Linked DNA regions of Homo sapiens: region 2 is linked to region 1. A link is an interaction called in ENCODE POLR2A ChIA-PET data of the cell type or tissue named here. Cell type or tissue: OCI-LY7. All regions are shown on one strand.

The links. Peaks named below come from ENCODE experiments on the same cell type or tissue, not always from the same donor. Only the 100,000 strongest peaks of a DNase experiment are listed, where the experiment ranks them.
Region 2: POLR2A ChIA-PET joins it to region 1 with 6 read pairs; 2 of 35 experiments call an interaction of 5 or more read pairs at or near these places.

Annotation. Positions count from the first base shown.
Region 1 is chr10:59,968,213-59,972,212 of GRCh38, reverse strand. No RefSeq gene overlaps it. Among named protein-coding and RNA genes, the nearest start is that of LINC01553, 9.3 kb to the right of the region's middle. In OCI-LY7, CTCF peaks have their summits at 789 and 995 (motif pointing right); a DNase peak (open chromatin) is centred at 1,652.
Region 2 is chr10:59,851,366-59,855,365 of GRCh38, reverse strand. CCDC6 (coiled-coil domain containing 6) reads left to right here. Exons shown (of 9, transcript NM_005436.5): 2 at 2,664-2,813. Among named protein-coding and RNA genes, the nearest start is that of CCDC6, 53 kb to the left of the region's middle. In OCI-LY7, no CTCF peak of the experiment used is centred here; no DNase peak of the experiment used is centred here.

The DNA of each region.
Region 1 (4,000 bases):
GCTGCCACTCTCCAGCATGTTTACTCTGGTCTGACCACATTGTCTTTCTTACAGCTACTCAAAAACATCAAGTTTGTTCCAGCTGCTTGGACTTTGCACTCATTGTTCACTCTGCCTGGAATGTTCTGCCCGCAGCCCTTTAGAGGGTTGTCCCTCCCTTCATTCCAGCCTCTGATAAATGGCCTTCCCTGATTACACTAACTAAAAAAGCAGTCCTATCATTCTCTAAGCCCTCTCTCCCTGCTTTATTTTTCTTCATGGCACTTTTGGATATGTTTCATTATATTATCATAATGGAACAAGAAATGATCAGATAACATCAGGAAATAATCCATTAGCAAAGTTTTAACACTGTAATATTTCAGAGACAGTCATTAGGTTAACCTTGTAACCAGGTCCTCTGCCTTTGTTCTAAACAATAAACAGTTTTTATCACACTGACAACTTCAGGTTTTAGAAAGCCAAGTAACATGTGAATTCATTCATTAATTTATTCATCGATTCAACAAAAATTTATTGAGTTTTTACTATAGGTTGGGTACTGTTCTGTGTACTGTAGCTACAACAGGGAACAAAACTGAAAAAAATCCCTGCCCTCAAGAACCTTACATTCCAGTGAGGGTGTCAGACAATAAACAGAATGGACAGTAATAAGTGCTATAGAGGAAAGGGATAGGATATAACAGAGTTAGTTTGGAGGTGGGAGCTGATGGTAAATAGTGTGATCAAAGAAGGTCCCACTATGAAACTGGCATTTAAACTGAGACCTAACAGGTGTGAGAGAGTGCCATGAAGATATCTGAGCATTGCAGGCAGGCAGTACATCAAAAGCAAAATTTCTGAGGCAGGAATTGTCTGGTGTGTTCAAGGCAGAACAGGTAAGCCAGAGTAGCTCGAGAGAATTGAGCAAAGGAGAAAATGGTAAAACGTGAGTTCAGAGAGGAAGGAGGAGGCGGCAGATGGGGCAGGGTCTGGTAGGCCATTAGGGGGCAGGCCTTGCAGGCCATTGTGAGACCTCTGAACTTCACTTTAAGTGAGATTGAGAGTCACGAGAGAATTTTGAAGATATGTTATTATTAGACTTCTGTTTTAACAGCATTGTGCCCACTGCTATTTACAGAAGGGACTGCAGAGGAGCAAGAGAGGAAGAAGTGAGACCAGACAGAAGAATTTTAAGTAATCCAGGCACAAAAAGACTGTGGACTAGGGTTGTAGCACAGAGGAGGTGGTAAGAAGTGTTGGACCATATAGAGCTAACAGGATTTACTAATGGAATGAAAGGATGCTAAGTGAGAGAGAGAGAGGCATCAAAGATGATCCCAAGATTTCTGCCCTGAGCAATTAGAAAGGTGGAGTAGTCATTCTCTGAGATGGTGATGCTTGTAGGAGGGACAGATCAAGGTTATAAGTATTTTACAAAAATAGACTTTTCTGTGATTAAATAAAACAGAACTTTCTAGTTAATGAGCCAAATGGATTAGAGATGTACTGAAATACTTCTCCCTTTGAGCCTGAGGGTGGAACCTCCAGGGCTATTCCCTCTCTTCCCTCTACCCCAGTGAGCCAGACAAATACTATCATCTTCAGTGTGTGCATGATGTGGAAAAGAGTAGTAAGCACTGAAATAATAAAAAGAGGAACTTGTCTTGCTGCAGGCTCACTAAGTTAACATAGGCAAATAATCTTTACAGACCGCTTGATTTGTAAGTGGTATGTATGTTTGTGTACTACTTCCACAGAGTCCATTCAGCTGGACTTTTTGGATGTGGAAATAAATTAATCTAAAATGTAGATATTTTTCTCTTCTTTCCAGCAAAAGAAGTCTGTAACTAGCCTCCTGCAATTTATTTTTATTTTATTTTTTATTTTTAGACAGAGTTTCACTCTTGTTGCCCAGGCTGAATTGAAATGGTGCGATCTCAGCTCACTGCAACGTCCATCTCCCGGGTTCAAGCGAATCTCCTGCCTCAGCCTCCCAAGTAGCTGGGATTACAGGCACCTGCCACCACACCCGGCTAATTTTTGTATTTTTAGTAGAGACAGGGTTTTGCCATGTTGGTCAGGCTGGTCTCAAACTCCTGACCTCAGGTGATCTGCCCACCTCGGCCTCCCAAAGTGCTGGGATTACAGGTGTGAGCCACCGCATCTGGCCAGTTGTCTATTGTTTATGTCTGCCTCTGCCATTAAGACTGTAAGCTGCACTGCATGAGGGCAGAGACGCTGTCTGTTTCACTCATTGCTTATTCTCAACACCCAGATTTGTTGAATGAATGAATTCCAAGAGGCCTAAGACATGATGCCAGCACTTTTTTTTTTTTTTTCTTGAAAGGGAGTCCCACTCTTATCACCCAGGCTGGAGTGCAATGGCGCAGTCTTGGCTCACTGAAACCTGCAACTCCGGGGTTCAAGCAATTCTCCTGCCTCAGCCTTCCGAGTAGCTAGGATTACAGGCGCCCACCACCACGCCCAGCTAATTTTTTGTATTTGTAGTAGAGGCAGGGTTACACCATGTTGGCCAGGCTTGTCTTGAACTCCTGACCTCAGGTGATCTCCCCCGTTCGACCTCCCAAAGTGCTGGGATTACAGGCTTGAGCCACCATGCCCGGCCATGATGCCAGCTCTTGAAGAACTCATGGTCCACTGAGGGATTCATGCCTACTGATTACCTTTATCAAATAGCTTCTTCAGTAGTTCTGAGATTGTCTTGATAAGATCATTCTGTTTTCTCCATTTGGGTGCTCTCATCTCTTTTATTCTCACCTCAAAATCTGGTTTATGTTCCAAGGGCCTAGGTCCCAAATCCCAAATTCTCCCCAGAGCTTTCTCACTCCAGTTTGAGTTAGTGCCTCCATTCTCTGAATTTCCTGGCATTTTTACTCACAAGGAATTTTTCTCTCATTTACAAATTTTATTGTATACTTGTTCACACTGGCCTCTTTGGGAATATTTTCAGCTTCTCAAGAGCAGTAACCATGCCTTACAGTTTGTTTTTGAGACAGGGTCTCACTCTGTCACCTAGGCTGGAGTGCAGTGGTGCAATCATGGCTCAGTTCACTGTAGCCTCAACCTCCCAGTCTCGGGTGATCCTCCCACCTCAGCCTCCTAAGTAGCTAGGACTATAGGCACATGCCACCATGCTCAGCTAATTTTTTTGTATATTTTGTAGAGACAGGGGTTCATCGTGTTGCCCAGGGTGGTCTGGAACTCCTGGACTCAAGCAATCCTCCCACCTCTGCCTCCCAAAGTGCTGGAGTTACAGGCCTAAGCCACCGCACCTGACCAAGCCAGTTTGTTTTCCCACATGGCCCAGTGCCAAGTACAAAATAGGTGCCCTATAAATGTCTATTGGACTAAGTTTAATTTAAACCTGAAGAGCTGAGCTCCTCTGTGAAGATGCAATTTGTATGTAACTGAAACCCAGGTCAGCAGTGTAATCTATTCTTGTGTTATATAGGCTTTTTTTCCCTTTTTGCCCTCCTGTTTGGTTAATAATTCTGTCTCCTTGTTTCTCTGGAAGGAGGGACTAGCAGTGATCAGTTCTGGCAAATCATCAGGGTGAGGGACAGACACATTAGATTCAGGTATGGGAGACATAATCAGCACCTGGCGAGGGTTCTTAGGAGGCATTTAGGGGAGAATAATTTGTTACACAGACTAAGTACTACAGCTTAACTATACTCTGGAATCATTTAATGAACACGAACTAATTAGAAAAATGCCAAAGAGTACACTCCACCAATTTAAGCTTCCTGTGACTATCAGTCACTCCTTCTGCGGGACTTTGGCCATGACTAAGTTTCTAAATGCATGTCTCCCTGGTCCTGCAGAATATCACCCTTGTATACAAGATTCCAACAATGGTGACATCCCTCTTCCCAGCAACTGGCTGCTTTCTCCCTCCTGCAGGGTTGACACCCCCATTTCTGTTTCATAGGTATGCACTGTGTTTTGCTGGGTTTTTCCTTTCTGCTCCCTTTATGCTGCTACTCTCTCCCTTCTA
Region 2 (4,000 bases), 120 kb after region 1:
TTGAACTCCTGACCTCGTGATCCACCCACCTTGGCCTCCCAAAGTGGTGGGATTACGGGCATGAGCCACTGCGCCTGGCCTAGAGCCACAATGTACTTTCTACCGAAAGTTCTTTTTTATGTTACGGTGAAATCTCCTGTCCCTATGACTTAGTAGCTAGATGAATTGGGGAGGGGTGGCTTCACAAATAAACTCTTAAGGTTGATTTTCAACTTCTCACAAGAATAATCTCTTAGTTTCTTATTTTCTATTTATCACTTCTAGGCCCCTGTGTAAAGGGAAAGGTGATCTGCCTAGTCTCTGAGTCCACTTCACTTTTACTGCTTATAATAAAATTTACCAGTTATCTAAAATACTAAATGTGTGTTAATGTGCAAGAAGTTGAGTCTGATCTGATAATGAAATGAGTTTATGGCAAACACCCTTTTGAATGCCAAGTCTAGAATCACCTGCAAGAGCACTACAGTTCCTCTCAGCCTTTCTGTTCTTTAACTTTTAGAATAGTCAGAATTCAAATCATATAGGACTTTGTCGGTCAAAACCAGAAAAACAAGTAGCTTGGATAGATGGCAGGCTTAGATATGTATGTGTCAAATATGTCTTAAATAAATACTTTGGATTCCTGCCCATGGCACTAGCGTGAAATCCTGAAGTTTGAGAGTTCGGAAGGCAAGTGGGGATTGATTTAAAGGGGGAGGAGAAGTATGAGTTCTCAGCAGTTTTCCTTGACTATAGTGGAAAGAGTAAGACATTGAGAAGCGTTAATGAAATAGGAGGTATGTAAGGGAACCACTGGGGGAACCTATGGACTGCTCACTGGGTGCCTTGGCTGGTAATACAGATTTATTAGCTGAAGGATTTTGTCTTTGTTGCTTAGCTCTCTTGGACTACCCCAGAATGGCTTTAAAAATGTGAGTACTGGACCTTCTCCCAAAGCCTCCACTGTTTGTGTTTGTGTAGCTCTGTTTTTCAGTCTGTGTACTATGTGTGGCTCTCTTTGTAGAATTGCTCAGCAAGCAGTATCAGAAGCTGGCATACCTCCTCTAGGGCCACAGTGATGGGGAGCAGGGAGGGTGGACTCCACAGAAACCGTGGATATTAGAGTGTGTGGATGTTGGGGAAGCTGGTGAGTATATACAGAAATCGAAACTGCCAGAGTTGGGATTGATTGTCGGAGCCTTTTACAGTAAGAGGTGGTAATTGTTTAATGTGGGTGCCCTTTCGTCTTCTGCCTGTCTGGTTCTCTTGGAATATTATAAATAACAGGTTCTGGAGGCCTGGAATTCATGTGGCTCTTCCTCCCTTGATTTGACAGATAAAACAAATGCATTATTTGGTATAAATCAAAGTGTTGTGGTTTAAAAAGTTATTTAAATAGAGTTGAGTTTGTTTGAAACATGGATGCCCTTTCCCAAAAGATTAATTTCCTTCAAAGATGGTTAGGCTTTTCCGTTTAGACAGAATAATAATAAGCCTAATCTATTAAAACATTTTTTTCAGGGAGAGAGGAGGGTATCTACAGAAGAATATTTTCATCTCCATTGAATAATGCCTTCAAAAAAGACTCCCTTCTCTTCTGTTTTTAAAATTCAATTCACTAATCTCTCTCGTTGACTTCATCTCCAAAAAATTCCCAATAGGGAAATAAAGTAAAAAATGAAGCCCCTCTCACCCACCTTTACCCTTCACCCCTAGATTTCCACTACCTCTTAATAACTAGTTTCCAGCCATTTGGTGCAATTTTTTTTTTCTAGTAATTATTCAGCTATTCAGTGAACACGTGTCCATGTACATTTGTAATGCCTTTTATTTTTTATTTTATTTATTATTTTGAGACAACATCTTACTCTGTCACCCAGGCTGGTGTGCAGTGGCATGATCTCGGCTCACTGCAACCTCTGTCTTCCGGGTTCAAGTGATCCTCTTGCCTTAGCCTCCCGAATAGCTGGAACCACAGGCATGTGCCACCATGCCTGACTAATTTTTTGTATTTTTTATAGAGACAGGGTTTTGCCATGCTGCCCAGGCTGGTCTCAACTCTTGAGATCAAAGTGATCCACCCACCTCTGCCTCCCAGAGTGCTAGGATTACATGTGTAAGTCACTGCACCTGGCCCATAATGCCTTTTTAATGGCATATCCAAACCTATCCAAACCTTTTAAGTGACATCATAAGGAGGTGATATAATTCTACTTTTAAGTGAGTTGAGCTCTGCTCCAGTAAAAAATGTTGCCCAGATATTTAATTGTAAACCATGGAGATGTAGCAACCTGTGAGAGTTATCATGAATTGATGTACCATAGCACAGGACTGGACCCGTCTGCTACATTAGAAGGATCTTTCTGTATTCTGGTTATTGATTTGGGACAGTTTCATAAAAACTGCAATGTGATCTTGGCTAATTTCTTTGAAATATCACTTTAAGAATAAGGACCACACATAGTAAAGGGGGGCTCTTTGGCATAATAGTGATATTCATTTCTGTAGACTCTGCTGAATTCCTCTGTTTTGCATTTCTTGGGTGTGTTGGTTCACAGCTAAAAATAGAGCTCTATTTAAAATGGGTACCCTTTCTGGAAATAAGAACTATATTTCAATTAGTAAATTTCCTGTTTCCTTAACATGTGTTTTGTTTTGTTCTTTCCTTTTTTTTTTTTAAACAGCAAGCCAGGGCTGAGCAGGAAGAAGAATTCATTAGTAACACTTTATTCAAGAAAATTCAGGCTTTGCAGAAGGAGAAAGAAACCCTTGCTGTAAATTATGAGAAAGAAGAAGAATTCCTCACTAATGAGCTCTCCAGAAAATTGATGCAGGTAAATTATCTTTTCTACTCCCTCATCTTCCCTGCCTATTTTCCTTTCTAGGAGAAAATGACTTTGATATAGCACTTTGCTTGTAACATTTGCTGATGAGGTTGTAGCTTAAGTTCTTTGGAGATTCAAAATACCAGGTAAGGGTGGCAGCGGTGTAATAGTCAAGACTGTGGTTTTCTAGCTTATCTGCATATGTTAGGTAAGCTATTTTGTACCCCGAGCATTTCCAAAAAATTGCTGATGAGCACAAGATCTTGGCATGAGATGTTGAATGTAGCATTTTGGAAGTATGGGGACTAATGCCAAATGTGAAATTTTTCTCCTTTTATGTTGAGCCTGTAATAAGTACGTAAACTTTTTGGCAGTCATAGGTGGGTCTTTTGCACTAAAATATGAGGATATGAAGTGAAACATCTTTAGGAAGTAGAAAGGTATCCATGATAGTTAAAACTACCCACAATCAACCGTGTTCAAATGGGTGAGTAATATGTTACTGAACAAATATCAGACTGCTATTAAAACTCAACGTTGATCACGAGTAATATATAGAAGATGCCACACAAAACATATAGGAAGGTTTGATTTCTCTACTTCAGAGGCTCATTCTCTCCCCCTCCTTTTTTTTCCCCCTTTCAAAGCTTACTGGTAAAGTACAAGGTAAAATTTGCTTAGGGGCAATAGTTTGTGGGTTAGTATGAACTTAAAAATAAGTGGGATATTGAGTTTTCATTATTTAACATAGCTTGTCCAAAATAGTGAGCAGGTATAAAATTATCAACATTATTACCATTTTGTCTTTAGATGTCTGTGAAACACCCCCATATGTTTTAACATCATCAATAACAATTTCATTAATTTGCTTGAAGTATATATATTAGTGAGGTTGTAATAAGAAGTTATTCGAGGCTTTTTAAAAAATCTTCCTAAGTTCTTTTCTTACCTCCCCACATAGATGATCCTGTAAGAGGATACTGGAAACTCTGATGTAGCAACTTTAATGTTAAGACCATAACATGTTCCAGGCAGCTTTTACCCCTGTCTTTCTATTAGTCTCATTTTTCTACCTAATTACTGAATAAAGACACTGTTAATCTTGCACAAAATTTGATTTATATGGTAGTTACTGAAATGTGAAGAATAGGTACCCAGGCATTACTGTCTAGCAGAGATTTATAGCAAAATTTTTG